Linked DNA regions of Homo sapiens: region 2 is linked to region 1. The links are chromatin loops, found by intact Hi-C in ENCODE. Cell type or tissue: ascending aorta. All regions are shown on one strand.

Region 1 (8,000 bases):
TTAATGCAATTCAAAACAGTGCCCTCGAGTGTTAGGGAGAATTTTTCTGCTCTGCCTTATCAGGCATGATGAGATGAGCACAGTGTTTGGTCTAATTAGTTCTAGTGCTATTCCCCTGAGCGATACTTGAAGGCATTCTTTAACTTGAGAAATTAATAAGGACAAAAAAAAGGACAATGTGTCGATTCAAATATATGCAGTTTACTAACAGTTAACGTAGGCACTGTTAACTGAACGTTTATTAGAACCATGTTCTAATCGTCATTTTTCTGTGGGTCACTAATCCCTGTTTACTAGATATTGGTGGACCTCTTGGCCAAGAATGGCTGGGGATCCTCCGAATCTGTGTCTGGAGTCTCAGTTTTCATCTGACATGCTTGACCACTTCTGCCAGAATCCAGGAGCTCTCTCTTATGACACCTGCAGTGACTTCTATTGGTGTCTCCCACTTGGGTTGGAGGTCTTGTAAGATAGATCACAAGGACCCTTCTCTGTCATCGTCCCTTCCTATTTAGGAACCTGGCTTACTGGTTCCAAAACAAATATTACTGTAAAAGGCCAAAACAGCCTATCCCTCCTTGGCAGAGTGATCCAGAGCTGTCACACAGGCTCAGTGTCCTTGCAGGACCACGGGCTGTCTCCTCCTGACCTAGCACAGTGCCACACCATAGTGCTGGCCTTTTTGACGTGAAGCTCGCCCCATTTGTCCAGAATCCACACAGAGCCCAGTATGTGGTTTCTTCCTCAGCTAGAGTGAAAGAAAACCCACCAAAGCCTGATTTCCTTGCAAAGTGAAGGTGTTGGGAGGCAGCCCAGCATGGTTGTTAGGACACAGGCCCTGAGTTCAAATCTTGGTGTTCACTTGGCCTGTGTGATCTGCCACATGTATCTTAGGATCTCCAAACTTCAGTTTCCTTACCTCTAATGGAGCTATCAGTGTGCTAATTACAAGGACTAAACAAGAAAATCCACATAGAGCACTTAGCACAGTGCCTGGTGCAAAAGCTGTGCTCAATAAATCTTGGCTGGTGTTGGCAGTTAGAGTCCCCAGTTAACAGACCATTCCCATTCTCTCCCCTCATCCATTTCTTTTGAGTTTGGGAATAAGTTGCAAAATGTGTGTCATGATGGTCTATAGATCAGAAACCATCAAATCTACTCTGCTCAGGCAGAGCCATATTCCAGCCTCAATTGATTTGCATTGGCCGAAAGGCCCCTGTGGGCACGAGATTCTAGATGGTCTCCACCTTCCTAGAAGATGTTTATGTTATAATCTAGTGTATTAGGTAAATGAAGTTATCCAAGAAATATGTTACATCTTCCCTTCAAAACTGTTTCCTCATAATGAAATAATTACTCTGGAATTCACCATAGGTAACAACGGCCTCAGCTACAAAGGTTTTCAATGTGGGCAGGATCATAAAGATCTTTTCTTATTTACATTTTAGTCTCATATACATTATATTTAATGAGTGTTTTTTTCCTTCCCCATAAATATATTTCTACTTTTACTGACTTTTAGTTAAATAAAGATTTGCCACATCTACTGATATTCTCAATAACAAGTATTTTAAATATAAACACTCGGAAACCCTGAGTTTTGTATTTTCAGCATCTAAAAAATTTCTAAAATGCTGATTTAAAGCATGGAGTCTCTGCTGTTGATGTTGCCCCTCTTGGGTTGTGAGTCTTGTAAAATGGGTCTCTAAGGAACCTGCTCTATCATTGCCCCTTCCTGTTAGAACCTTGCTTACTGATTCCCAAATACTAACTCAAAAGGCCAACCCATCATAACCATTCTAGATGTGGTGAGCCACAACTATTGGTTAATAGCCTTCATTTCTTCAGAAATTCTCCTTCACTGGTTCCATAATTTATATTTTCTATAAACTCGTAACCCTAAGTGATTCTGATGCAGATGGTTTAGGGACCGCAACTTAGGAAACAGTGATCTAGGTCAGAGATCAGCAAACCATGGCTCTTGCCAAATTCAGTCCACCATCTGCTTTTGTATGGCTCTTGAGCTAAGGATGGTTTTTACATTTTTAAATGTCTTAAAATGTTAAAAGAAGAATACTCTTTTGTAACAGGTAGGAGTTGTACAAAATTCAAATTTCAATGTCCATAAAATGTTATTGGAACACAGCCACACTCATTGGTTTGAGCATTCTCAATGGCTGCTTTTGCATTGTGAGGGCAGAGTTGAGTAGTTGCAACAGAGATCATGTAGCCTGCAAAGCCTAACATATTTACTGTCTGGCTCTTTACAGAAAAATTTTGCCAGTCTGTTGTCTAGGCATTCACAATAACCAATGATGCTTCTAAGGGTTTAAAACACACACACACACACACACACACACACACACAACTGAGTAAGAAGGCAGTATGGTATTTCTATGACACAACTTCCTCAGGTGACAGAGAAGACAAGAGTGACAAATGAGAAGTGGAGGGGAGGATTACCCAGGCTTTCTGCACAACAAGAAGGGGGGAAATTATATTTTTCTATTTCACTCATGCCTGTGAAGAGAACATCATTTCATTAGGAAGGTGGAGTTCATGCACATGAAATATCCAATAAATATTAAAAGAGAAATATACTTAAAGTCTAAATCCTATGATGCAAATAAAAGTGAGAGGAACTTAGGAAAAGAATCGCCTGAAGGTGAGATTAAAGGTGGACAAGGATTTAAGGTTAAATGGACAGAGAAGGGGGAAAAGGACTTCCCACTTTGAGTAGCTCTGTGAGTCATGAGACCTTAGAGGTGAGATGGACTAGGTCCAGTTAGAGAAGTTCTTTGATGAGCAGAACTCTGGTGAAAGTTCATACTGGGATGTAATCAAGATACTGTTGGGTAATTGAAATAGGGACAGATCCTCCGGTAGGGCCTTGAATGCCCAGCAAGAGAGTCCAGACTTACTCTAATGAGCAATGATGATGACCAGTGTAGGTGTTTTATCAACATATCAAGAACATGTGTTAGAAAAATGACTGACAACAATGTGGAATCAGACTCAAAAAGGAAAAATATATCTAAGAAACTATTTTTAAATGAATATTCAGAGAGTTATACTTTTACAGCCCTTTTTACACCAACTGTACAAGAAAAGAATAGAAACACCAAAATTGTGGAGAGGGTGGAAGCCTTGAATAGATTTATGCCCTAAACTTTTCTTAAAGCTCTTTTAAGTCTCTCTTTTTAATGATGCTGTCCCACAAAATATCTATAATCAAACTAAAATCTGATTTTAAAACCCATGCATTTAATCATGCATGTCCCAACCCTGCAATTATTGGCATTCACATCTGATTTACAGAAAACTCATTTCCATGGTCCCCTCAGCCTTGTTGTGCAAATGTCCAGTGAAACTCTAGTTCTGTTAAAAGTGTCAATCTGACTGTACATTTACCTAACAGTTTCTTCCTTGAGAAGCCATTTATATGTTCATAAGCCTCACAGAGAAATACGTACATATATACATACACACGCACAGTGCATTTTAAAATTGTTTTACCTGGCAGGAAAAGGTAGTTACCTCTAAAGCTTACAATGGCAGCTATTCAAAGGCAGACCGTGATATTACACGGTAGTTTAAGAGAGGAAATATAATTTCGGTGGTGGGAGACATTCACGTAGGCCGAGGCAATTACCAGGGTTGGACTTCAGCCAGAATATCTGAATTAACTGAAAAAGGTCTCATTCGCTGCCAGTGGCACTGAATCACTAACGAGCATGAATGTAAAGTCCCAACTCCAAATTGGTCTCAAGGCTCAGCTATAAAGTTGAAATAAGGAGAGTAATGCCTGTATTTTGTCTATAATCCATTAATTTGCCTATCATGCCAAAGCCTCATTTGAGAGAAGTTCCTGCTGGCCACTTTTTTTTTTTTTTTTTTAAACATTTGTATACTTTCTGCAGTCACTCTCTGACATTCAGTTAAACTGCACTGCACACCGGTAGGGGGCACCATTCGCACAGAATCTATGACCTAGACCTGTGAGGGTGGCATATTGACTGGGAGTGGTCCAGAAACCTGTCACCAGTGCTCAAAGAAAGACATAAAAAATTGAAATTAAGCATTAAAAACTCATATGGCAAATTGACATGAGTAATTTTATATCAGTTGAATCAATTTTTAAAACAGGGGCTTATATTTTTCTCTTTTAATTTTCTAATAATTTTCTTTACAAACATTTGGCTTTTGGATTTGAATTTTTTTAAAAACTGGTCTTTGCCAGAGATTGTTTGAGAAGCACTCCCTGTCTTAGACTTATCTATCATGTGAACAGCACCCTCGGCGTTGTACAATGTGGCTGCAGGAGCAAAGAATTGCAGAAAACAAGATCTGCCTTGGACACTCAAAGGACTAAAAGAAGAATTTTAATTTATCTAGAAATATTTTAATCACTCAGCAAGAAGTGGACTAGGGCGAAAAGAAGCCCATGCGCAGAATGCTGTCTGGACTGGACTGTTTAGAAAGAAATTGACCTCTCTCTGGTCAGTCCTTGCCAAATATGGACTTGGTTTTGAAGCACTCTCACCCCAACAAATATTCAGGCTATTTTGCTTTTGGAACTGTGCCTAAAGCAGTTCTATTTCTAAAACTCTGAGGTGCAGAAATGTGAACACATGGAGCCAGATACATAGTAAGTGCTCAAAACATTTTTCTGGTAAAACCCCATCTTTACAAAAAACACAAATACAGGTGCATGTTGGCATATGCCTGTAGTCCTGGCTACTCGGGAGGCTGAGGTAGGAGGATCACCTAAGACCAGGAGGCCAAGGCTGCAGTGAATGGTGACTGTGCCACTGCCCTCCAGTCTAATCAATAGAGCAAGACCCTGTCTCAAAAAAAAAAATTATCTATAAATAAAAAAATTAAATGTGGGAAGGGTCTTCACTAGACAATCATCTTGGTTGGCTCTACTGACGATAAACCAAGGCATAGTGTTTCTAGCAATGGTCTGAGAGGCAACCTGCTCACGGGGATAAACAAAAACTTGGAATCTCAGAAAATAAGGGGGTAAGAATTCAAGCTGAAAGGCTGCTGCAGCTGACAAGTGATCTCTGATGAGTAATCAGCCTTGGGTCTTACAGCAGTTTGTGCAGTATCCCAAAGAAAGACTCCAGGGAAGCAGTGTGCAGAAGCCAGGCCGGCAGGTAGTTTGCTTCCAGGATATCTGCAGGGACTGGGCCAGCAGAGCCAATTCTGTGTAAGTTGGAGGTGAGGTGAGCAGAGGGAAGGCGGGGGTAGCAGCCAGACCTCAGGACCTATTTCTCTGCTGGGAATGACAGTCTGGGGTCCTGAGAACATGGAGGAATGCCCAGCATCTTCAGTGACTTGATGCTGAGTGACGGTAGAGACATGGACTTCCAAAAATGCCATTCACCGTGAGGCTTTTCCTTGGTGGGAATGGAGACTGTTGAAATAGGACAAAGGTGGAAAACTGTCTGTTATTTACCTGATACACTTCCTCCAAAACAAAAAGGGGAACTATTTGGTGAAAAAAAAAAAAAAAAATTTACGTTGTTGTTGCTGTTGTTGTTGTTGAGACAGAGTCTCACTCTGTTGCCCAGGCTGGAATGTGGTGGCTTGATCTTGGCTCACTGCGACCTCCACCTCCTGGGCTCAAGCCATCCCCCTGCGTCAGCCTCCCAAGTAGTTGGGACCACAGGCACACGCCACCATGCCCGGCTAATCTTTGTGTTTTCAGCAGAGACAGGGTTTCCCCATGGTGGCCAGGCTAGTCTCAAACTCCTGACCTCAAGTGATCTGTCCACCGCAGCCTCCCAAAGTGCTGGGATTATAGGCATGAGCCACCGCGCCTGGTCAAAAAAAGAGCACTTATAACTCACTGTGTAAAACTAAGTGAGTACGAAGACTAACGAGTGGAGAGCTTTTTTCCCACACAACCTGATAACTCACCTCACAAGTCACATAGGTAAAAACTTTACTTTTAATCATCCTAAAGAAAATAAAATAAATAAAATGTTTGGTTTCTGCATAAATTCTACATTGTTCATTGCTCCTGTACTCCAATTCCCAGATGAGGCAAATCAATCCAAAACTCCAAAAATGCCAACTGAACAAACCATTCTATTTCACAATGAAATCTACGTACTCTGTAGAATTGAGAATGAGAAAGCGTTACCCTAACATTTGCCTTTGAATCAAGCAGTCCAAGGCTTTACATGATTTTGGTCCAAGGGATAATAAATGTTCAGGAGAGCAATTGCTTCTGCAAGTCAATTGTACCAAGTCGGTAAGCTTAAACATGGAGCAATTTTATTTTAAAAGTGCCCTACATGCCTGGGAAAAGCAGTGGCTTTAATAAAAATAGACAATAATGATGATGAATATAATAGTGATATTTTATACTCATCTGTTCCCTTTTTAGTTTTGGATTCAAAAATGCATAAATTCTCTTCTGGGTTTCTACTAGCTTTTATACCATAAATCTGTTTTCATTGTGAAAAAAAAGGGGCAGTATAAAATATTGGCCATAAATCATAAAATAGGGAGGCTTGTGGCATTACAGTAAATGGTTTTGGTGAGGTAAATTATCTTGTTAAGTCCTTATCAACATTTTTAATGGTTATTTTTGATTATTTAGTATATTAATATTTTGAAATTTTCAGTTTATTGGTTACTATTTCTTTGAACTATTTGATAACATAACTTGTTAATATTTCTTTAAAGTTTCAGAACTTTTGAGGTAGTTATCCTCTCCCCTAAATTGGATTGCTGTCACCACTATTTATGTCTTCCCTCTTTACAAGTACTTTAAGAATATAATTTCTATTTTCAGAAATCTCAAAGCTAACTCTTAAATATATCTCTGGGTGGTTCTTCAAACCTGTAGGTCAAGTATGTGAGAGCACTTTTTTTTTAGTACAGAAAGCTCTTAAAAGTGGAGAGCATTTTAAGAAAAATGAAAGAACAAATGGTCTGGGGAACAAAGTGAGAAAACATACATGTTTTTCTAATCTTCCTAAAAGGAAGACTGATGTAAAGGAAGAAACATACAGGCTTAGAACTCAAAAGTCTTAAAAGATGAAAGCCCAGGTGTGATACCCGCACACCTAGAAACTGTGGTATGAACAGACAGAGACAGGAGCAGTTCACCTTTGACTGCCCAGACAATTGAGAGGCTATTTATGATCCACAGAAATATTGACAGCTGTGTTGTTCAGAGTATCCCCCCATAACCATGTTTCATGAGGGAGACAATTTTTCTTCTGTTTATTTTCTGATTTATCTCTTCAGCCCTGGGTAACTTTTATGGGTGTGGTTTGATTTGATTTTTGCTTTTCATTACACTTTTCACTCAGTGTTAATTATTTGGTTTTCCTTTTGGCTTGAGAAATATCCATGTTCTGGGTATAAATTCCCTCTTAATCTAAGGAAATTCTCTTTTCTGGCTTTTCATTTGTTAGCTCATGAAGTTTCCTGCAACAGTACAGGACCTATGTGTTAAGAAGCATCAGATGGCAAAGCTTGGACTCTACATAAAGTGACTGTTAGTTTTCTTAGCAATCAGAGATGGGGCCTTCATAGATTCACACTTGGCCATTTTCAAACCCTACTGTGTTTGGGGGCAGTAAAACAAACAATGATTAAGAACCTTAGGTTCAAAAGTAGTTTTAAAATCCTAGCTCTGCCACCTAGTGACTGTGTGACTGGGGGTAAGTTACTTTTCATCTCTAAATCTGCAGTTACTTCATTTGTAAAATGGGATGCTAAGAGAACCTACTTCACGTGGTTGTTGTGAGGATTAAATGGCATGATGTGAAGTGCCTGCCAGAATAAGGACCCAGGAAATGTGACTTATTGTTTGCAGTTTTTCATTTTTCCTTGTTCTGTGTTATTTTTCTCCATAGAGCTCATGAAGCTGGCAAGCTAGAGAACTTACTGATAGATTGTGTACAGGAGTTGAAACAGCTGCTGAAGAGAAAAATCAACATCAATTTTTTGCTATCCCATAAAACACGTGGTTT
Region 2 (8,000 bases), 290 kb after region 1:
ATTGGCCAGGCTGCTTGCGAACTCCTGACCTCAAGTGCTCTGACTGCCTCAGCCTCCCAAAATGCTGGGATTACAGGCGTGGGCCACCACACCCAGCCTCCTCCTGTAATTCTTATTAGACCTATGTTGGATCTCCCACGATGTCTAAATATCCATTTTGCATTTTCTGTCTCTTTATCTCTGTCCTGTATTTTAGTCATTTCTTTCACCTCCCAGTTCACTATGTCTTTAGCTTTCTTTAATTTGCTATTTATTCTGTTCATTGTGTTTTAAAAGTCAGTGACTTTGTTCCAGCAGTGAAAAGCAAAAAACAAGTCAAAAGTCAATAACTGTATTTTTCATTTGTCTGAAGTTCTTTTTCAAACTTATCTGTTCTTTTTTCACAGTGTTATCTATGTCTTTCATCACTGTAAACAAACTTAGTTTCCACCTGATCAAACTGAAATAGCTGGAGATCTAATCCTGCTATGGGTTTATCTGTTGACTCCTTCATGTTAGACTGTTTCTTCCTATGTTTTGATACCGGAAGGAGCTTTATCTGTGGTTCCCGTGAGGTCTAGGCTGAAGTCGCATGCCTCCAAACAGCCTTGGTTTTGCTTCTGTCAGGTATCCAGGGGCCTAGGACCACTTTTTATATTAACTTTTTGACATGAGGGTTACAGGACAAGATGTATAATGTCAATATGAACCCTAAACCTGTAGTAAGGGAAGAGTTATAATTATATATTCTTAGAAGAGACTTTTCCCCCGTCCTTGTCATCCAGAGTCAGATAAGCTTCCTTCTTGTCGTCCAGTGCTGGTGAGCAGACTGTTTTTCTTATCCAACTTTTCACTGAGGCTGTAGATCTTTGAGGGTTTGACTTCATGGTGTGAGTAGGGAGGTACACAGGTCAAGGCCTCATCTCCTGTCCTACGTGGGCATAAAATTTCAAGTCTCTGGGATACAATACTAATACTGGCAATGTACTTCACTCTCTTATTCTCATGCTGCCATAGCATTAATGCTTATTCTTAAATGCTCTGGTTTTCAGTTTTGTCTTCATTTTTGGCCCTTTATTATCTTATGAACTCAGATATGTACACAATATGTACATTCAAAAGCTGAGGGTTCCCCCGAGCATTGTTTGATTTTTTTTTTTATTTGTTTGTTTTTGGAGACAGAGTCTTGCTGTATCCCCCAGGCTGGAGTGCAGTGGTGCAATCTCCGCCTTCTGGGTTCAAGCAATTCTCATGCCTCAGCCTCCTGAATAGCTGGGATTACAGGCGCCTACCACCATGCCCGGCTAATTTTTGTATTTTTAATAGAGACGAGGTTTTACCATGTTGGTCGGGCTGGTCTCGAACTCCTGACCTCAGGTGATCCGCACTCCTTGGCCTCCCAAAGGGCTGGGATTACAGGTGTGAGCCACTGTGCCCGGCCTGTTTGATGTTTTAAAGTAGAAGAATTTTCAGATAATCTAGTACATCATACTACTTGGAATGGAGGTTTGCATATATTTTATTATTTTTGTTTTTAAAATTTTAATACGTTTAAACTTATTTTTTAATATTACACGGCCCATGACACAACCCTCAGGAGACCCTGAGAACATGTTCCCCTGCATTATAGCAGTGCATATCCTGAGATACTTTTGTACTCCCTAACTAAGCTGGGTCACTAAAAATTCTTTTTCAGAGTATGCAGCAGTTAAGTCACAGTAACAATTCAGGTATAAAAAATGAAAGAATAGGTCGGGCGCTGTGGCTCACGCCTGTAATCCCAGCACTTTGGGAGGCCGAGGCGGGCAGATCACGAGGTCAGGAGATTGAGACCATCCTGGCTAACACGGTGAAACCCCGTCTCTACTAAAAAAAATACAAAAAATAAATTAGCCGGGTGTGGTGGTGGGCACCTGTAGTCCCAGCTACTCAGGAGGCTGAGGCAGGAGAATGGCGTGAACCCGGGAGGCGGAGGTTGCAGTGAGCCGAGATCGCGCCACTGCACTCCGCCTGCGCGACAGAGCGAGACTCCATCTCAAAAAAAAGAAAGAAAGAAAGAAAGAAAAGAATAGTAAACATGAATAAATTGGATATTCATGGGACAATTTCATAACTCATACGTTTCTTTTGGGAAGTAAAGATAATGAGAAGGATTCTAGGCAAAAATTAATTAATCTGTGTTCATTCAACAGACATTTGAGCATACATGCTCACTGTTCATGGCACAGAGATAAGATGCACTTATTTATTCTACCAAAAAAACTGCAAAAAGGTAACTTCAAAACTTACTTTCTAACTAGGCTTACTTATATTATTATTTGATTATTTATTAATCTGAAAGTTAATATTTATATATCTGGTTAATTTCTACATGGAGCGAGTTAACTCACCTGGGCACAACAGATAAATACAACTGAGATAGTCAATAAGAAAGCAGATGAAACTATTACATCAACTGATCGCTGAGGACCTCGACGCTGCAGGGTGTGGGTGGAAGGGAGAAAAGGAAACATTTTAAAATATATTTACTAATCAGCAGATAATTTCCATGGTTTCAATAAAGGTGTTGACTCATCACCATCAGTTGATCACAGCCCACAATGTTGAATATACCTAATTTGTTAGGCAAATTTTAATGATAGTGTTATGATTTCCTGAGGAATTGCAACAGAGTTAAAAGGGTATCTATATTTATATAGCATAAAATTATTGGTATAACTTTCAAATACTTCATTTTGTCAAACACAAGTCATTTATTCGACAAATATTTCTTAAGCACCTGCTTAGCACTAGATACTGTGCTGGGTGCTACAAATACAACAGAGAACAACACATGGTCCCTCTACCTTCACAGGAACTAGGAGGGGAGTGAGACATCAAGTTAATAATCACAGATATATGTGATAAATTGTGATGAGTGCTAAAAGGGAAAGACATAGGATGCTTTGAGATACTTGGCAGGGAGACTTCATTTAGATTTGAGGGTTAGGAGTGCGGGCCTGTGAAGATCTCCCTAAGGAAGTGATATTTACACCAAACTAAGGGGGAGGGGCAGGGGCATGATGGCACACAGCAGTGTTCTAGGTAGAAGGAAGGGCATGTGCAAGAACATAAAGCAGGACAGATCACAGCTCATGTAAAGAACGGAAGCAGTCTAAAATGGTTGGAATGTAGTGGACTAGGAAGGAGAGTGTTTCAAAATGAAACAAAAGACAGGTGAATAAGGGAGAACTTAGATCATAAAGGGCATTATAAACCTTGTTAAGATTTTGTGCTTTATCTTAAGAGAAATGAAGAACCTCCAAAAAGTTTTAAGAATATAGGGCCAAATATACATTTTTAAATGATCACTGGTGGCAGACTGAAGAAAGGAATGAAAAGAAGAAATGTGAATGCTGGAATGCCAGGTAAGAGGTAACTGAAGTAGCATGAGGTAGAAGATGATTGATGGTTTCAATGAGGGTGGCAGAAATGGAACAAAGAGAAGCAAATGGATTCAAGATATATTTTGGGAGCAGAAAAGATAGGAATTGGTGATAAATTGGAGACTAGAGATTAAACTAGGATAATTCCTAGGTCTGGGCTTACATTCCCTCACTGAAGTATAAGCTTACGTATGAGGGTAGGGGCTTTCATCTCATCAACAATGAATGGCACATGGTTAACATAAATAAGTGTTTACGGAATAAAATAATCAATGTACAAAAGAATGTAACACCTGCTTAGGGTTGACAATGGAGGAAATTTTGGACGAATTCAAGCGATCAGATTCATCCCTCCATACAACAGATATGTCATAGGAAAAAAATATCCATGCCAATTTGCAGCAGTGACACTAAGTAAGCTAAATTTAACAAGTTAAATTAATAAACAGAACAATGAATTTTTTAAATATAAGAGTAGAGAAATAGGGCATTATTATTATTAGGGCTTCTTTGATTATTATTTCAAAATATAAAGCATTAAAGATCTAGGTATGTCAGAGGATGATTGGTCTTCAGGTCAACTTTACTAAGATACAGACAGTGCTGTGAATAAATATCATTGGAATTTGCATGATTACTCCATATATAATGACATTCTACTGCTACTTAATGCAATAACAAGAAGTAATCCTCAGAAAAAAAGTGTTTTCCTAAAACCAATTTAGATGTTTCCCTCTTCCCTCCAGAGTTTTTATATCATACTTCCATAATTAGGAAAATTACTCAAAAGATTAAAGGAAAATAATGACATGAAAAGAATGACACTGAATTGCAAACTAATATTTTAAAATAGTAATAGGTCACTTCTGTGAGGAAACTCATTGGTTATTTTTTTTAAATTCTTTTTTAAGTAGTGGGCTCCCTCTGCTGGCTTGTGACAACCAGGCTAGTAGAAACAAAATCCCTAATCCAGTTTTTGAATGAGTAAAAGCTGGTTACTATACATCTAGAGACAAATATATATTGATAAAGAAACTGGAACTATCAGAAAGGGCCAGCATGTTAAAGCTACTTTTATCACTCCCATTCTACCTTAAGATAGGAACGGAGAGATAGCCACATTTTTATATTCTGTACTTTCTTCAACCGGAAATGAGGAACCTCAGATTTTCGAGCCCTCCTTGCAGATGTTAAATGTCCAAAGAGTTTTGCAAAAAGTAATCGCTAAAAAAGATTAAGATGAGGATTAATTTTCAAGTAGATTACCACAGAAAAACAAAATTAACAAAATATGAATTGTTAAGATTTTATTTGGTTAGGTACTATAAAAGCAAAATAAAAAATAATTAGGTAAAAATGATATAATGAAATAATAAAGTACTTCAGGAATACTTTTAATATTATGAAAACGATAAAATATTCTTATTCGGAAGTCTACATTATACCCACCTGTTTATAAGTTCTTTCTGCTACACAGAGCAAAAAAAAGAAAATCCACACAAGAGACACGCGAACCACAAAACTTATTATAACCATAGAAAGAACTATGACATCTTCATTAGAACCAAATGCAATCACATAAAGTTCTGAAGCAGAATGTGCTGTGAGTTGTTCCAAGTCTGTAGCTTGAGAAAGTCGGAAAACAAATGGAGTTAAACCCAGTATGAGAGAGACTGCATTTCCAAAAATCTGGTATCCTATTCCTGGTATATGGCTGTTCACCTTGAGGGAGCCAGGGGAAGAGAGAGAAAAGAAAAATAAAATTATACCATAAATTTTATCTACAGTAGAATTATTTATAGCAATATGAAATCATTTGTTAAAATATACTCATTCTGAGTAATTTGAATCCCATTCAAGTTTGAGAGCCTACTACATATAAAATGTCATTAATTCTTCAGATCTTAAAAACAATTATCAGATCGCTAATTTACTAAGTAGATGGCAAAAGGACTGTCATCCAGATCTTGAAAAAAATTTATGTATTTCATTATTTCAAGTTAGAAATATTCATAAATACTGCAATATTAAAGAGAATGAGATCTCATATCCACTGAAATTCAGTTCATTGAAGAAAAAACTCAGCATTACACTTATTTCATACGTTTGTACATTTGTAACTTGAGGTTTTCTTTCTGTTTTCTTTTTTTTTTTTTTTTTTTGAGACAGGGTCTCACTCTATTGCCCAGGCTGGAGTACAGTGGCACAATAATGGGCTCAAGTGATCCCTCCCAACTCAGCATTCCTAGTAGCTGGGACTACAGGTATACACCACCGCCCCCAGCTAATTTTTTGGGTTTTGTAGAGATGTAAAGACAGGGTTTCACTATGTTGCTCAGGCTGGTCTTTAACTCCTGGGCTCAAGCGATCATCCCTCCTCTAGCTCCCAAAGTGTTGAGATTACAGGCATAAGCCAACACACCCAGCCGCTTACATTTCTCTTTGAATAGTCCAATATATAAATAAGTGTCTCCTTAAACTCTAAAAGCATTTTAGAAGAGAGATGATAGAAGGAAGAAGAAATTAAACAGAAAGGGAAAAAGGTGAGGGAATTATTTTAAAAAAGGAAATTAGATAATGGGACAATATAAAAGCTTCCAGTATGCTAGACTGGCAGAACTAAAAGAGATCTTAACTATCATGTAGCCAACTTTTTATAATATATATTAGATAAATGAGACCATTGTAAGTTAAGTGATCTGCCAATTCACAGGTAATTAAGTTACAGAGCACAAACTAGATCCAAGATTCCAGAGACTTCCCCGTCAACTGCTTTTAATTGCTCACACTGAGATATGTTATAGGGAGTATTATCAATTTCTAGACCCAGTTATTATAATTCCTGTCTTACACAAAGTGTGGAGAAGAGTTCAAGCACAATAATGCACCAAAGAAATTTAGAAATTGCAAGTTAAAAACAAGTCCAGAGAAATCAACACATTTTATTTTATTTTATTTTTATTTATTTATTTTTTGAGACGGAGTCTCGCTCTGTCGCCCAGGCTGGAGTGCAGTGGCGTGATCTTGGCTCACTGCAAGCTCCGCCTCCCAGGTTAATGCCATTCTCCTGCCTCAGCCTCCCGAGTAGCTGGGACTACAGGCGCCCGCCACCACGCCCGGCTAATTTTTTGTATTTTTAGTAGAGACAGGGTTTCACCACGCCTGGCTAATTTTTTTGTATTTTTAGTAGAGACGGGGTTTCACCATGTTAGCCAGGATGGTCTCGATCTCCTGACCTTGTGATCCGCCCGCCTCAGCCTCCCAAAGTGCTGGGATTACAGGCGTGAGCCACCGCGCCCGGCCAATCAACACATTTTAAAAATCAGTAATTATCTGAAAAAAGAAATAATAGAAAATAAAATTTTAATCCACAGTATTTCAATTAGACTTCTTTGAACTACTCAAGACTTTTACCACTATCTGCATTACTTCTATATATTTAAGTAGGTAAGCAAGTATGAATGCAAATTTACTAGTTTGATTTTTTCATGTCTTAAGTCCTATTAAACAAATGAACCAGTAAGAATGATACAGAAAAATAAGTCTTTTTAATTATTTTTTTATTTTTAAAGTTCTTGTAACAACAATCTCTAGTCCAAAGAAAAGTCTTTATTAACACCTGTATATATCTAACAAGCTCCTGAATTTCAAAAGAAAGAAAAAGATAAAAGAGAAAAATTATAGACCGTATCATCTATTCTTGGTCAGATAAGTGAAAACACTAGAAGATGAGAGTGGTTTGGTGACAAATCACTGTTTAAATTACAGACAGAAACAAATACACACATGTAACTTTTTTTTCAGGGTGAAGAAATGAGGTCAGAAGGTTACTAATATAATATTCCAGTAATTATCTTATATATAATTACTAAGTCTTACCCTTGAACTACAAGAATAAAATTTAAAAACTCACTCTGTTCATTATCATTCCACTGATTTCAAGTACAGACATGTCTGCTTTCTTACAATCATTACCTTCCCATACTATAGCACTTATTTTTTCTAATCCTGGGTGGGAACTATGGAGCCAGGGCAAATGACTCTATAAAAAAAAAAAAAATTAGTAAATATATAGATCACATTTAATAAATAAAATGTGTGTATATAAAGTTGTATATATATCTCTATATACACACACAATTTTAATGACACTAAAAATAAAAATTGGTGAATATATTTATCATGTTTTATAAATGGAATATATAGATCTGTGCACAGCTAATATATTTATACACACAACTCTAAGACACTAAAATTCTATCTTAAAATTAGTTAGCATATACACTGAACAGATATCATAAGAAGTTACATGGTTATGAAACTGTACAAGTTGAGAACTTTCTGTAACAAGTATTAGTCAACCTATGTTCAAAAATATACTAAAACATGTCAGCAAAAGTACTTAGTTGTCAGTCTACACAGCTGCAATATACTAATGCTAAAAGACAAATGGATATCAACTTGTTCATAGTAATCATTGTCCAACTTATGATCATTAAAAAAGAATATGACAGCTGAGATTTGAATCTCTTTGAAAGACCATATAGTGCTAGTCTTATCCCAAAAAAGACTCTTCCTTACATATTTAACGTTTAA

The links. A loop is a pair of places that touch in the nucleus more often than their neighbours do. Peaks named below come from ENCODE experiments on the same cell type or tissue, not always from the same donor. Only the 100,000 strongest peaks of a DNase experiment are listed, where the experiment ranks them.
Region 2: it touches region 1 in a loop (2.8-fold over the local background); 12 of 110 quality-filtered maps call a loop at or near these places.

The regions. Positions count from the first base shown.
Region 1 is chr7:78,222,218-78,230,217 of GRCh38, reverse strand. The region is part of intron 10 of MAGI2 (membrane associated guanylate kinase, WW and PDZ domain containing 2); the gene reads left to right. Among named protein-coding and RNA genes, the nearest start is that of DDX3ILA1, 240 kb to the right of the region's middle. In ascending aorta, CTCF peaks have their summits at 3,974 (motif pointing right) and 7,686 (motif pointing left); a DNase peak (open chromatin) is centred at 3,967; H3K27ac peaks cover 329 bases.
Region 2 is chr7:77,937,156-77,945,155 of GRCh38, reverse strand. It overlaps PHTF2 (putative homeodomain transcription factor 2), which reads right to left. Exons shown (of 19, transcript NM_001395272.1): 12 at 7,318-7,446; 13 at 4,854-5,126; 14 at 4,497-4,628; 15 at 2,370-2,456. Among named protein-coding and RNA genes, the nearest start is that of DDX3ILA1, 49 kb to the left of the region's middle. In ascending aorta, a CTCF peak has its summit at 4,317 (motif pointing left); a DNase peak (open chromatin) is centred at 4,331.